Linked DNA regions of Mus musculus: region 1 is linked to region 2. The links are chromatin loops, found by intact Hi-C in ENCODE. Cell type or tissue: heart. All regions are shown on one strand.

What was found. Hi-C counts contacts between places; a loop is a spot of excess contacts. Peaks named below come from ENCODE experiments on the same cell type or tissue, not always from the same donor. Only the 100,000 strongest peaks of a DNase experiment are listed, where the experiment ranks them.
Region 1: a loop joins it to region 2, with 2.6 times the contacts of the local background. A loop is called at or near these places in 4 of 42 quality-filtered maps.

What each region holds. Positions count from the first base shown.
Region 1 is chr15:58,190,042-58,198,041 of GRCm38, reverse strand. Fbxo32 (F-box protein 32) reads left to right here. Exons shown (of 9, transcript NM_026346.3): 5 at 5,678-5,771; 6 at 6,573-6,757. Among named protein-coding and RNA genes, the nearest start is that of Fbxo32, 21 kb to the left of the region's middle. In heart, no CTCF peak of the experiment used is centred here; DNase peaks (open chromatin) are centred at 3,711 and 5,171; H3K27ac peaks cover 5,414 bases.
Region 2 is chr15:58,319,372-58,327,371 of GRCm38, reverse strand. It overlaps Klhl38 (kelch-like 38), which reads left to right and starts at 3,203. Exons shown (of 4, transcript NM_177755.3): 1 at 3,203-3,413; 2 at 4,040-5,390. The coding sequence starts at 4,041. In heart, a CTCF peak has its summit at 1,362; DNase peaks (open chromatin) are centred at 1,861 and 3,041; H3K4me3 peaks cover 3,212 bases; H3K27ac peaks cover 5,769 bases.

The DNA.
Region 1 (8,000 bases), 130 kb after region 2:
AAATAATACTCTTTGACTCTCAAAGACAAATGTGTGTGTGTGTGTGTGTGTGTGTGTGTGTGTGTGTGTGTGTGTGTGTATTAATCCAAGTACATGTGGAGTGACAGGCATGAAGTAGGCAGGGGTGAAATAGTAAACCTGGGTCCCTGGGTTTTGAGGGAGAGCTTCTGATTGGACAAGCAGCAATTATGTGAAGGTCATGGAAGCTGTGCATTAAGCAACAGTGAAGGGTGAGGAGGGTTGCTTTTCATGTAAGTTGTTTGGGGTGATTTCTCTGAGCTGCATCTGGGCATCATTTGAACTAAGACCTGGGGGATGAGATAGAGCCAAGCATGTAAAGATATGCAAGAGACAAACCCCACCACTGGGAAGGAACTTCACCTGACCAAGGAATGCAGGTGGGCTGTACAGCAGGGACAGAATGAACTCAGGGGCCACTGTACAAAAAGGCTGGAGAAGGGCAGGACGTAGGTCCAGGGGGACCTTGTCAGTGGTGAAAAGGAACCTGGGGATTTTCCCACATGCAGAGGAAAGGCATCTGAGGATTTTGAGTAGGGAAGTGACATATTGTTTAAAACATGAGTGCTAGGCTAGCAAGATGGTTCAGCTGGTAAGGCACTTGTCACCAAGCCTGATGAATCCAGTTCGGGAGCCGACATATAGGTAAAAATGAACCAAACCAACTCTCGCATGGTATTCTTTCATGTCTACTCCCATATGATGTGTGTGTGTGTGTGTGTGTGTGTGTGTGTGTGTGTGTGTGTGTGTGTGTTAATAAATGTAAGTGCTATACAGATGAATTGCAGAGGAAACCTGTTTTTCAGTAAAGAATGATAGGAGGGAAATTGCTTTTGCCGAGTGACTCTCCAAACATCACACCAAACTCTGCGTGATATGCCCGAGATTTGCTACATAGTTTCGCTCGCTGTTGGGGTAACAGCGTGCAACTAGACTTTTCTCCAAATCCATCATCTCCAAAACCAGCATGAGCCGGGGCTGAAGGGCAGGATGTGGTTTGGACATGTCGCCACCACCTCCTCCCTCCAGTAGAAAAGCTTCATGCCTTCATTGCACAGTGACACCCTGCACGCAATGGCAGATCCCCACACTGCCCACTCACAATGACACCATGGCCCCCAGGGGCAGCCTCGAGCATGACTCCCTGTTCCCCTACACCTCTGCCTCTCCTTCAGCACAGCCACAAATTACTGGCACCTGAGCTAAAATTTGCCCAGCAGCAAACAGCTACTTCCAAACAAGACATTTTCCTCTACTCCTTTCCTTGTGGCTAAGGGCAAAGGATGTAGTTGGCTCAGTCCTCTTGGTAAACAAATTACTGGATACAAATCCACTCTCTGGGGCAAACAGCTCTCTTAGCAACAGAAATGGTAGACAGATTCAGCCCTTCATCGTTAATATCACATGACATTATCTGCTGGTTCTTAGCAGTAGAGTTGTATTGGAGTAAGAGGTAGACTCCTTAGGTAACCCAAAACCATTGCCTCTTCCTAAATATGTTCATAATATTGTTCTGGACATTATTTCGCCTCAGCGTGGAAGCTGGTCACCAGTCATAGCACACTGTTGATATAAGATTTCCAGATTCTTTGCAGATGATAATAAGTCATGACGTTGCTGCAATTGTTAGAATAAAAGTTGGCCCTATGTGGCAAATTATTGATCCTCCAAATACGTATTCTCAGTTAGACATATCTGAACTTGAGTCTTAACTCACTGATTTCCTGCTGCAGCTTAACTGCTCTGAGCCTTAGTGTCTTCATTTGTCAAATGGGAAACTTAACCTCTTTGTCCATTGAAAATTGAGACCAGACAGATGAACTGTGTGGCACCATCTCTGCACACAGTAAATATCCATCGTTTTTAGCAAAATACGGCTTCATGGTTGAAGCATCTCTGCAAGTCATGACGTGTATCAACAGAGAGCTACTAAATGCACCACAAATATAATAGCGATGTCAGAGGAATGTTAAAGTCTGAGTGCATCCAGTTGACAACACATACAGTTGAAATATAGTCTTTAAACAAGCTATATTTTACCTTAGTACTTCCCTATGTTCTGCCTGGCAATAATTTTACCTAGCTGTCTTTTCTGTATTATGATAAAACACTGTGATAACGCTAAGTATGTTCTTGGTACCTGGCACTTTGTGAGGGCTTGATGATCTATTTGATCTTCACAACAATTCTTAAGGAAGTGGTATCATTATACAAAATTTATAGATAGGAAAAACTGAAGCCAGTAGTTTGACTCTGGGACCTTCACTTATACTCTCTATGATATATATTGCAAGGGACCCCAGGACCACATCTGGCCCTGCATTTATTTTTATAAATAAAGTTTTATTGTTACACACAAGTGTACACATTGATTTTCATATTGTCTAGGGTTGCTTTTGTGCTACAACAGCAGGTCATTTTCAGTGTAAAGACTGTATGACCCACAAACCTTGAAGCAGTTACTACTTGGGGGCCAGGTATGGTGGTGCATTCCTTTAACCCTAGCCCCAGGGGAGGCAGAAGCAAGGGGATCTCTTTGAGTTTGAGCCAGCCTGGTCTACAGTGTGAGTTCCAGGACATCCAGGGCTATTACACAGAGAAACCCTGCCTCAAAACAAAAAAAAAAAAAAAAAATCAAAAACCCAGTTCCTATTTGGCCCTGTAGAAAGTTTGCCTACTCCAGCTGTCAACCTTAAACTTCTTTAAGAGACTGGCACCGGGGAGAAGAGTAATTTTAATAGTGATCATAACACTTTATGTTTGCAACAGTAAGTTTTGGTTTTCTCAATATCTCACTTGATTCTCATTACAGTCCTAGAGGTAGTCTTTTGTTGTCGCTGGTTTGGTTTGTATTTCCTGTAGGTAGCCTTTTTATTGACATTTAGAAACCCCACAACAAGCTAGATGACTAGACAGTAAACTCCATGAGTCTGGGGATCGCGCGCTCTGCCCTTCCCTGTCATCTGTCTCAGTGCTACAACAGAGTGGACACAGAGATTCTTGCTAAATGAATGACGGTTGTAAAGGTCACCCAGACAGAGAATCCGATTCTCCTGTTCCAGGGCCCCACAGCTGCCTAGCAATGAAAGCGGGGACTTTCCCTGAAGATAGGGTGAAACAGAGATGAGATTACATGTCACCCTCCTGTCACTTGCCAGTGTGCTGCTCTATCCCTCTCCCTCCTCAGGTAACGAAGATAATAAGTTCAGCCCAAAGAGCTCTTTGCTGCTCCTAAACAGAGCCCGCAGAGCTTTCTTTGATGCACAGTCAGGGCCTGTTGCAGAGGCTTTTTATCTTTTTTTTTTTTTCCCTTGTGATGGGTGCCCTTTGAGATGGGATTAAGACTGACACTCTGGGGAGCAGTGGTCACATGGCACCCACGTTTTAGATGCATTTCTGGCTGATCGAAGGCTGGCCCCTGCCTCAGCTCCTACCCAAGGATGAGTCATGGTGCTCAGCCGCCTGCCCTGCAGGAGTAGGCTCCAGACTGCCAGGCTTTTGTTTTCTTTCATCTCGCTTTATGCTAGTCATGTGAGGCTCTGGGCATTAATAAACCATTGGCCTGGCCTTCTAGAGCCTGCTGCTGTTGCTCAGGGAGAAAATGAAAGGTTCGTGTTCTTTTTCCACTGTCATGTGCTGATTGGTGGCAGAACTGAACTAGGCGGGCACAGAGCCCTGCGGTCACTATGCATGGACAGAGCCTCCCCCACCCCACCCACCCCACATCCCCGGGCGTGTTTTGATGTCTACCCTGTCAGCATCACTCTTGTCAGCTCCTGACTTCTAAGTTTAGGTCTCCAGCACTAAGCACAATACAGCAGTGTCTCCTCCTCCTCCTCCTCCTCGTCCTCCAAGTCAGGAGGACACACCACCCCATGCCCATGTAAAAGATACCACATCTAGCATGAGGGCATTCAAGGCTTAGAACTTTTTGTTTCCAATTTAAAGTAAAATTATGTTCCAGGAACTAGGTCTGTCTGTGTTTGACAAGGGCCCAAAGGGCTCAATAAGGACAAATGTTTTAAATAAGGGCCTGGGACACGGAGGTGCTCTAAACCACCTAGGGCCATGGTTCTCCACCCTCATAATGCTGCAAACCTTTAATACAATTCCTCATCTTGTGGTGACCCTCAACCCATAGAATTATTTTCGTTGCTACTTCCTAACTGTAATTTTGTTACTGTTATGAATTGTAATGTAAACATTTTTGGAGATAGAGGGTTGCCACAGGGTCATCACCCATGGGTTGAGAACCGCTGATGTAGGGCATGGGTCCAAAGCGAATCCCCTGAAATCCGGCTTTTGTGTTCAGTTCTTATGTTCCCATTCAGTTGTGGTTTTGTAGTGCAGAGTTTTAGATTGTTCTGTTTCTTCCCTCTTCTGCCTTGATTCCAGTATCCAATATAGTATATACATAATACCAATACGGTATTATAATTTCTTTTCTTTTTGTTTGGCAATAATGGAAGTAGTAGAAATTAGCATAGGCCCTTGTCAAACAAACCAAACTTACCTGGCATCTAATTAACACCAGGCCCTTGGGTAGGGGTTCTGTGCATACTCTTTCATTGAAAGCTCACCACCTCAAAGACCCTGAATATTATTCATAGAAATGAAGAACCCAGATAGCAAAATGCATTTAGTGGCATGCCCTTAATCACAGAGCTAAGAATTTATCAAATCAAGACTCTATTGCATGGGCTGGTTGAGATAACTTAGCCAGTAAGAGTACTTGCTGCTTCTAGAGGACCCAGGCTTAGTTCTGACATCCATACGGTGGCTCACAACTGTCTGTAACTCCAGTTCCAGGGGATCCAATGTCCTCTTTTGGCCTCCATTAGCACAAGGCACAAACGTGGTATACTGACACACATAAAGCTTTCAAAAGAATTGTATCAAAGCTGACAGATACTAGGATTCTCCTTTGAGCCTCTGAGGAGAGAGAGGTAGACTCACTATACACCCTGTTTCTCTTCCTTAGCATCTTTCTATTAAAAAAAAAAGGTACCTGCAGCAAAGGAGTCTACTAATCAGGCAAGTTTCTTGAACATGAGAAGCAGGTACTGTCTAAAAAAGACTCATCCCTTCCTTGGGACATGCACATGGTCACCAAACATGAACCCGAATGTGTCCTGAGAGCAGTCGGTGCCAGTGGACAGAGGTTCAGGTCAGGACAAGAACAGATCCCCTTGGGGTGATTATGCAGAGCTCTGGTGTTCACAGGTCATGAGAGGTTCTGTTCCCTTTGGAATAGTGTCAGCTCTCCTTTCTGAAGTGGGCCAAATACAATGGATCAGCCCTGGCTGAAGCCCAAACCCTTTATATATAGAAGAAAAAAAGGAAAGCAATTAAATATTCAGCCTGACTCCTGGTTTTGAATTACCCCCATTTGTCTTTCACTCTGAGCATCTGCCTTTTATTGCCTCTCTGAGCATCTGCCTTTTATTGCCTAGTGGCCTCTCTCTCTCTCTCTCTCTCTCTCTCTCTCTCTCTCTCTCTCTCTCTCTTTCTCTCTCTCTCTCTCTCTCTCTCTCTTTCTCCTCCCCACCCCCATCTGTCTGTATCTGCATGTCATGTGACTCAAAAGTGAAGATTAGGTTTAAAAAAAAAAAAGAAATCTCTGTAGTCTAAGCCTGGCAACTTCTATTTTTATCCACAGCTGTTGGAGCTGATAGCAAAGTCACAGCTCACATCCCTGAGTGGCATCGCCCAAAAGAACTTCATGAACATTTTGGAAAAAGTGGTACTGAAAGGTGAGCACCCCACACACACCTCAGCCCTTTTCCTAGGTGTGGGAATAGGCAGGTGGGTTGTCTCATCACGTAGCATGTCACTAGGTTTAAAGGAGTATAAGCCTAGAGAAGTGAGTCATGGCGGCTGAAGTCAGGAGTACCTGCTTCCAGCTCAGAAAAGATGTGCCATCCATGCCCTTGGCAAAGACCAAGCACACTGCCCCTTGTCATTTCTTTAGGGTCATATGTTTTCCCTGCTTCAAGTTTGACTGGCTTCTCAATGAGGACACAAACCCTGCCCTTCATGGTGGAGTTTCTATAGCCCCAGGAAATGGAGCTGTGTGCAAAGCAGAATCCAGGCATAGACTGTTTGAACTGGAGGGGACCTTAAGACCTCTGGGTCAGCTGAGTCATTTCAGACATAGGGGAACTGAGGCACATGAGAAATGATTGTCTAGAGAAGTGACAGACAAGGTTAAAACCCAACCATCTGAACCCCCAAAATGCAGTCTTCTACTCATCTAAAAAGATGCTATCTGCTGAACAAAAAAACCCCCACCACTTTCTGATCAGGTGGACACTTGGCACTGGTGGAGCAATAGAAACAGAAAAGAGTTCTTTAGAAACCCGGGAGAAGGGAACAAAGAGGGACCCAGATGGCAGAAACTCTACCCACTAGCCGAGGATAGAATTAACACTGGTGAGAAAGAAAGACACAGGCAGTGCCCAGTAACAGGAGCCCACAACGAAGAAGAAAAGCCCACTTGTAACATGCCTGGCTTCAATAACTTAACTTTGATTTTCTTTTTCCCCCCACCCAAGTTCTTGAAGACCAGCAAAACATAAGACTTATACGGGAACTTCTCCAGACTCTCTACACATCCTTATGCACACTGGTGCAGAGAGTCGGCAAGTCTGTGCTGGTGGGCAACATTAACATGTGGGTGTATCGGATGGAGACCATTCTACACTGGCAGCAGCAGCTGAATAGCATCCAGATCAGCAGGGTAAGTGCAAGCGCCCGCCACCTGCCACCTGCCACCCCCCACCCACCGTGCAGTGGTTTCCTCCACTTAGACACTGAGTAGAAAGTCCAAGGCAACATAGTCTACTCTGGTGATGCAGGAGCTAATTGCTTCTGATTTGATGCCTCATCTTGGAGGGTGCTATGAGGGGCATCCTGATAGAGGGGAGTGGGAAGAAGAACTTGGCAGAAGAAGGTAGAGGAAACGTGAAGCCTAACAGCCAACTGGGAGCATCATGCAGAACACTGTTGGGGGCAGGGTGCTGGCCATCCTGCTGAAGTCTTCAGTGTGGCTTGGGTGAGCTCTCATCTCCTCAAAAAGAATGAGCTTTTTGTGTATTGGGGGGATGCTGCCGTCAATGCAATCATACCCAGAAGACAGGCTTGGAGAACTGGTACTGCCAGCCTTTTAAAATTTTAGTTCCATGTATTGGTAGTGAGGACAAGGGATGTCTTTGAATCAAGCCTGGACGTACATGTAAGAAAATACTGATCAAGATTCACTCAGAGCCTGTAGACTATAGGCATATGGCTACATACATCAGATGTTTGTTTTGGCTTTCCAAATTAAATACTCGTTGTTGGTTCCCATTGTCTTTATGGTGAGAGGGAAGGCTGAGACACACAAACCTGTGACTGCTGCTGGTGTAATCTCAGCCTCCCCGATGGACAGGCACACTCAGGACCTCACGGAACACTTTGCTGACTTATCTAATCACACACGCTGAGCTGGTTAAGTGGTTTCCGGGACCCATACAGTTTGGAACTGTACCATGTGTCAGGTGAAGGTGACATGCAGAAAACCCCACGACCTCTTGTAAATAATTACCTTGCCATGTGATAGTTCCAAAAAAGCATCCCCTATGTACAACTAATGATTTTTTTTTCTGGATCTTAGTTTCTTAAAGTCTGAAACACAGGGAATAATAGAAACCTCTACGTGGCTTCCAAAGAGTCACTTAGGCTACAAACCCACACTTGTGCACACCCACATCCCCACGTACAGGCACACACATGCACGTGCCTGCAGACACATGCATGCAAAGAGCAGAGCCCAAATGTAGGTCACCTTTCAGAAATTATCCCCACTGTTATACTGTTTTTAAGAAAATTAACCCCACTGTTATATTAAGAAAATTAATCATGTATTATGAGCAGTATAATTTAATAATTTATTCCAGTCTCTCTCCAGACTATAGACATAGCTTAACAATGTACATTTAAAA
Region 2 (8,000 bases):
TGTGTGTGTGTGTTTGCTATATGTTAAGCAGCTAAACTCTGTCTTTTCCTAAATTCTATTTGGCCAAACCAAAAGAATAGAACTTGCTTTTTTCTAAGGGTTAGAAACTAAAAGACTGACTGAAGCTGGTCAGACACTTATCCATGATCAGGCTCATCCAAACTCTTGATAGGCCTGGTTCTGGAAGGCCTAACTAGGTAGAAGGTGAAGGAGAAATCCAAGCAGCCTTCCAGGGGCCAGTGCTAAACTAATTCACTCTGCCCTTTGACCTCAGAATATCCTTGGCTTGCTCACCGGCTGGAAGAACCGTGATAGAGGAGGCATTCAAACTCCCCAAAAAAGTTGTTTTTCCTTTGTTCCTAGCTCCCAAAGACCAAAGCTGTGTCCTCAGCCCACACTCATCTTTCACTCTATTATCCAAAGCAATTATTTGATTTTTCAGCTCATTATATTATTAACATTTTTTTTGATTCAAGTGAGGGCTCACATTGCCATCTACACACACTGCAAGTGGTAACCCTGGTACTTCTACAAAGAAGATGAGACCCTGTGGTGGTTTGAATATGCTTGACCCAGGGAGTGGCACTATCTAGAAGTGTGGCCTTGTTGGAAGATATATGGCCTTGTTGGAAGAAGTGGTGTCACTATGGGGGTAGGCTTTGAGAGTTTCCTCCTAGCAGCCTGGATGCCAGTCTTCTGTTTGCTATTGGAACAAGATATAGAACTCTCAGCTCTGCCTGCATCATGCCCTCCTAGGCACTGCCATGCTGCCACCTTGATGATAATGGACTGAGCCTCTGAACCTGTAAGCCAGCCCCAAATAAATGTTGTCCTTCATAAGAGTTGCCTTAGTCAGACCCCCATGAGGCTCCCATCTTCTCCGTTCTCCATTATGCTTCTGTTCTCCTCAGATCAGGAACTTAACATAACCCACCCACTAGATGTTACACCCTGCACTGGACTCTGGGAAGACGGCAAGAGATCAAGCCTTCTGGATTCAGAGACTCCACACTGACAGGAGAGGCACAGTGGGCCAGCAGACATGTATAAGGTCTGAGGCACAGCCTCTGTCCCAAGGTGCAGAGGTTGTGGGAGCAGGGCAGAGGTGAGAAAGAGCAGAGAAGACTTTCAGAGAAGCTGGCACATGGACCACATGTGGAAGGATGAGTGAGGACGGTGCAACAGAAGATGGACCAAGGGAAGATGCACATAAAAGCACAGAGTACAGAACGAAGGGTCATCGGGCCCCTTTCAGAGATGTAACTGCTCACCCGTGTCATCAGCATGCCACAGAAGCCCAGGAATGGCCAGCATCCCTGATCCCTTTGTCACAGGCTCTCTGCTGCCACCTACTTCTGCCTCTAGACTCCTGAACCTAATGTCATGCTTTGGGTATCCATTTTGTCTATGAGCTGCTGAATTCTTTGGGGGTATGACCTATCACCATGAATGAGAATACTCCTTCCACCCTGCCTCAAGTATCTTAGAAGCCAAGTCAGTCCTAACTCCCCAGTGGAGATACTAACACATATATGTGCATGGACTTATAAGCTGTCTGATGAAGCAAGTATAAAAATATGCAAGTGGGAGGTGTGTTTCTGGGAAGAGTCAGGAGACCAACCAGCCTCCTCCTAAGAAGCGCTCTTGACACGGGAGCCAGCAGAGGTGTGACATGGAGCCTGGCAAGTCCTGACTTGTCTTCCCAGAGGTTACTCTGTGCCAACAAGGTGGAGGTAGTAACAGTGGAGAAACTAGAAACAAGGACTGTCACAAAAGTCTGAGCAATGTGGGAAGAGGAAGCCAGGCCTTTATGTGGCTCACTCGTGACTAGAGCAATCATGGACAGCAGTGCCCAGATGAGTGACACATGCTTGTCCCGCCCCCAGCCCTTCTGGTGATCCAACGCTCATTACTGTGGACCTGACCGCCTCTGCCATTGCCTTCTTCACCCCCACCAGTATTTCCCTTCTCTTCTTTCTTCAGGTCCTCCTGCTCCTCCTCTTCTTTCCACCCTCTTTCCCTCTATAGTACCTTTTCTTCCTCCTCTTCCTCCTCATTCTTTCTCCCTCCCTCTCCTCCTTCCTCCCTCCCCTCCTTTCTCCTCAGCTTCTTCCTTCCATCCCTCTCTGTCTCCCTCCACCTTGCCTTCTCTTCCTCCTTCTCCCTCCTTCTTCAGTCTTTCTTTCCTCTCCATTTTATTTTTCTTATCTTCTCTTCCTCTTCCCTCCCTCCCTCTTGCTTTCTCTTTCCCTTCCTTCTTTCTCCATCCTTCCCTCCTCTTCACTCTCCTCTACCCCTTCTGATCCTCTCTTCTTCCTCCTCCTCCTTTCTCCTCATCCCATTCTCCACTGCTCTTTTTCCACCTGGATCACTGTGCCTTGCCCCTTGCATCTAACTCACTTCTGTCTGGTGAGAGGAGACAGAAAAGGAAGGCTGAGTGTAAGAGAGCCCAGCTGAAGAGCAGTTAGCAGGTATCCAGAAGGGGCAGGTGGCAGACTCAACAGTTGTTATAAGTCAGAATACACAAATAGGGAGCGAGAAAGGAAGGGAGGGAGGAAGGGAAGGAGGGAGGGAGGGAGGGAGGGAGGGGGGGAGACAGACAGACAGACATGGGGACAGAATGCCTGATTAGAGTCAGGACTTTCACAAGACTATACAGATTACTAAAAATATTTAAGAAGCAAGCAAGCAAGCAAGCAAGCAAGCAAGCAAGCAAGCAAGCAAGCAAAAAACAAGCAAAAAGAGCCTTTCCTCTGGGCTCCTTTGCCTTGATAGCCTAAAAGGGAAACTGGAGCCCTCACAGAAGTCCTCTCAGGCAGGAGGTGCTACATGGATGTCCCCTGAAGAGCACCCAGGGCTCTGTCCACTCTCTGCCCCTCCCATGAGCACCTGCTACCTCGACTGTGACCCAGAGCTGCCTTCAATGATTCTGCACAGGTCACAGCAACCTGTTTACAGACATCTAGAGTTCCCAGGCACTCTTAGGACAAGGGGCTCGGGATGTGTCCAAATGGGCAGCAAAGCCTTGTTCAGAGAACGCGTTCCTCTCTTTCTATTTATACCGATGTAAACACTCGCCAAGGAAACAAGGCATGTGGGCATGCGCAGCCCTGCAGGCCCTCGGGTGGCTGCAAAAGGCAACTGGAAAGTCACATGTCATAACATTGGAAAGTACATATGCGGCTATTCTTAGCCTTGGAATGTATACACTGTCTGCCTGCCCGGCAGCCCTTGTACAGAGCTCTAGAAACTGTGAAAGTGCCTGCAGCATAAACAAACCCAGAACTCTCCGAGGACAGAGAACTTGCCAACGGAAAGGCCCGGGCTTTATGGTTTTATTCCGAGCCTAAGGTAGAAATCTTGAGAGGACAAGACAGACCCAGCATCAGTGGATGTCACTGCAGCAAAACAAGGTAAGTGTCCCTCATATGTCATTTCTCAGCAGGCAGACAGCCAGTGTCACCAATAAACCACAGAAGTGTTTGGTCTTTGTTCTCTATTAATTGCATCTTTAAAATAAAAACCAAAGAGCCCAGAGTCTTCTATCTAGATCTTGCAGCAGCCCACTGTGACCCCATCACTTCTGTGACCAGATGACCACACCCTCGAATTCTAGCCTTGGTGAGCAACTAACCCTCAGAAAGATTCCTAGATGAATTACCTGGCAAATCTGATGAGAATCTGGACAAAAGTGTACCTTTCTTATCAAAGGCATGGACTATTCTCGTGTCAGGCTAATATGTGAGTCCCTGACTATTCACTTTGGTTGGAAGATGCCTGTGCATAGCTGGAGATGCTGTGTGTCTTTTATCTCTGAAGATAATAACAGCCTGAAGTAGATCACTCTGTGGTCTAGGGTGAGGGTGGTTTCCTCTTGGATGTACAATGTGGTCTACTGTTCGTGATTCCACTGTCTTGGTAAATAGATAGTGGTAAATAGATAAATGAGACTTGGAGCCCCCACAGCTAACCCTTCCAGTGTACTCTGTGAGAAAGCCTTGATTTTGCTTCCGTCTGAAGCATCCCTTCTTCTTTGTAGGATGGATGAGGAGTTACCAGATGGGGTTGTCTTCAAAGACCACAGCTTCTCCTCTGACTTGTTAAGACAGCTCAATGGCTTAAGACAAAGCAAGATCCTGACTGATGTGAGCATCTGCTCCGGGGCCTGGGAGGTCCCTTGTCACCGCAGTGTGCTGGCCTCCAGCAGCCCCTACTTCAAGGCCATGTTCTGCAGCCACTTCCGGGAGAGCAGAGAGGCCAAAGTGCAGATGAAAGGCATCAGTTCCACAACTCTGGAGCAGGTCATTACGTATGTGTATACGGGAGAGGTTCATATCTCAGCTGCCAACGTCCTCCCACTGATGGAGGCTGCTGCCATGCTGCAGTATCCCCGGGTGTTTGAGGCCTGCTCCTCATACCTCCAGAGCCAGCTGGCCCCCAGCAATTGCCTGGGCCTAGTCAGACTCGCAGAAATCTTAAGCTGTGACAGCCTTAAGAAGAAAGCGAAGGAGGTGGCCCTGACTTACTTCCCAGAGGTGGCAGCATCAGCTGACCTGAAGGAGCTCTGCGCCATGGAGCTGAGGGACTACCTGGGAGATGACAGGCTCTGTGGTGAGGAGGAAAAGGTGTTCGAGGCCCTCATGGCTTGGGTGAAGCATGACCTTCAAGCCCGGTGGAGGCACATGCAGGAACTGCTGCAGCAGGTCCGCCTGCAGTACATCCACCCAGCCTTCTTCCATCACTTCATTGCCAATGACGCCCTCCTCCAGTCCTCGCCTGCTTGCCAGGCCATCCTGGAGATGGCCAGGAAACAGATCTTCTCTTTGTATGGTCCCAGTGCCCAGGATTGTAAACTCCTATGGCGCATGCCCCCAAGGAGCTCCTACCAAGACTTCCTCCTCCTCCTTGGGGGACGGAAGGACAACCAGCAGACCACCAGGGATGTCTTGCTCTACAGTGGACAGACTGGCCAGTGGCAGAGCCTAGCCAAGCTTCCCATACGGTTGTACAAGGCCTCAGCTGTCACCTTGCACCGGAGCGTCTATGTGCTCGGGGGCATGACTGTCAGTGAGGGAAAGAGTCTCATTAGCTGTGGTGTGTATATCTTTTCTCTGAAACTCAACCAGTGGAGGGTGGGGGAGCCCATGCTGGCAGCCCGCTACTCCCACAGAAGCACCACCCACAGGAACTTCATCTTCTCCATTGGGGGTACTGGAGAAGGGCAGGAGCTTCTGGCCTCCATGGAGAGGTATGACAGCATCCGTGACGTCTGGGAGAGCATGGCTGGCATGCCAGTGGCTGTGCTCCACCCTGCCGTAGCAGTGAAGGACCAAAGACTCTATCTTTTTGGGGGTGAGGACATCATGCAGAACCCTGTACGCCTTATCCAGGTAATCTGTAAGTCCTTTTCATCATGTTAGCACCAAGTGTGTTTGCACACACATGCACAGATGTATATAATACATATATAAATAAACATGCCTAATATAATGGCATATATATATATATATGCACACATATACATGTGTGTCTTTAGTCGTGTGAACAAGCATTCACATCCATATATATAACAACATGAACATGCACACATATACATATATGCACATATAGAATTATATACAGATATACTCACTCACATGCATATATACATATATATAGTATATACATACAAGCATATATATGTGTGCATGAATTCAGTCATGTGTATATTCATTCACTTGAACATATATATAGCAAATAGCATAAATATACATACATACACACACATGCACACAACAATTACATGACATACTCATATATGTATTTATAAATATATAATGGCATACATATGCAGACATATACATACATGCAGACATAATGACAAACATGCACACATACATATGCATGTACATATTCATGGGTATGCATGTGCATACATATTGTGTATATATATATATGCCTGCATTATGTATGTATATACTTATGTGTACATGAATTCATATGCATTTATATAACTGCATATATATGCCCAGATGTCATAAATATGTATGTGTATACATGCATTCTTGTATACTTATATACATAAACATATCTTTACACACATGTATGTTTACATGTAGGCATTTGTGTGTACATCCATATAATTATTTTTATCATGACATGCACATGTGCATATATACACCTCTGTGAATGCAGACACAAAATGGAACATACACATTTATACATATGAGCATATATATGCCCATTTGTGCACATATATGAACATGTGTGCACATAAATACATACATATGTAGAAATATGTGCACATATAAGAACAAATACATATGTGTGTGTATACACATACTCACACAGGCACACATCCAGAATGCACACATACATGCACACATTTACCTTTTGCAGAGAATGAAGAAAAGGAACTTTTCAGTGTTGTAATTTTAGGAATTCTTATTGTGAGACGAGTGCACCCCCATCCACATACAGCTTGTTTTCACTTGAAGGAAAAATTACCTAGAAGATCAGGCTGAAACAAATTAAGCAAAGTCCTTTTGGATGTGACTGTTTCCCCTAACCCATATCAGTAAGCCTTCACAAAAAGACTCCAAAGCTACTCCACCCTCAACCAACAAATCCCCTGGAACCTGACCTCGGGTCTGCTGAATCCAAGTCTCTTAGCCCGGGATCTGGCATCTGTGTTTACAAAAGTCTCCAGGAGGCTCAAAGCATGTCTGGGCATGGGAACTTAAGTGACAGGAGAAATTCACTTCACTTAGACAATCGCTGAGAAGTGTTTGATAAAGGCTCCCATCAGAAGATCAAGTGTTGTCCAGCTTCATGCAAGCTTCTAACAATTGTTCCAAAATGGTGAGCTTCTCTTTCCCATACAGAGGACCCCAAGGGTCTGTTCATCCATGTGCGTCATATTGAATGTTGCCCACTGAAAAGGCTCTGGAGACCTGGGAGGAAACAGAAAATTACATTTAACCTTCAAGGACTTTGCAAACCAGTTCCGATTCAGAATTTGAAGACACGTGCTCTGAGAGCTGGGGCAGTATCCTGAGTGGGAGGGACCTGAGGGAATGGCACAGAGTACGAGGGTCCAGAGGACTTTGAAGAGAACTCTGTGTTTGGCTTAAGCTGATTTGAGCAATGAAGCAGAGGAGGAGAGCTGACAGATAAGAAAGATGAAAGATGAGGAGGGGTGGGAGGTGGGGGGAGTCCAAGTAGATGCTGAGATGCATTGAAGAGAGGTTCAGACTGGGAGCAAAGAGCTTCTAACAGCAGAAGTCAGGCTTATCTGCAGAGGGAGGGAGTGATCCTGGATAAAGGTCCTTTGTATAAAAGCCCAGAAAGAAAGAAAGAAAGAAAGAAAGAAAGAAAGAAAGAAAGAAAGAAAGAAAGAAAGAAAGAAAGAAAGGAAGGAAGGAAGGAAGGAAGGAAGGAAGGAAGGAAGGAAGGAAGGAAGGAAGGAAGGAAGGAAGAAGGGAGACCCAGCCCACTGCCTGGAGAGCTAAGAGCATGGCACACAGTTGCCATGCAGAGCAAGGAGGAGGAAGGCTGTATGCTGGACAGTCGCTGAGAAGAACAGGTGCTAGCCCTTGTGTAATCTTCATCATCCCCAGCAACCTCCTCCACCCAGATGCTGTCTCCAAGCCCCTCCCATCAAGATTCTGGAACATTCCAGAAGGGCTGGTGGAGGTGAAGCTGTTACAGCTGGACTTTGTCAGTCTTGTCAAGAAGCTGAGGTGGTGACCTGACAGTATGGGCAGAGAGAGCATCGAAGCGGTTCTCGGTGTGTGGTGGGGAACCAATCAGATTTGCATTTTTAGCTCCCTCTATGCTTGGAGAAGAGGGACTGGAGAAGAGCCAGGAGTTTCTCCCAGAAGTCCAGGCAAAGAATGACAATGGCTTACACACTATCAGAGCCCCTGGAGATTACTTCCCCTCCCATCTTTCTTGCAGCCCACACTCCCACTGACCATCTAGAAAGAGCCTCACTCTCCAGCAGTGCCATTCTCAGTCCC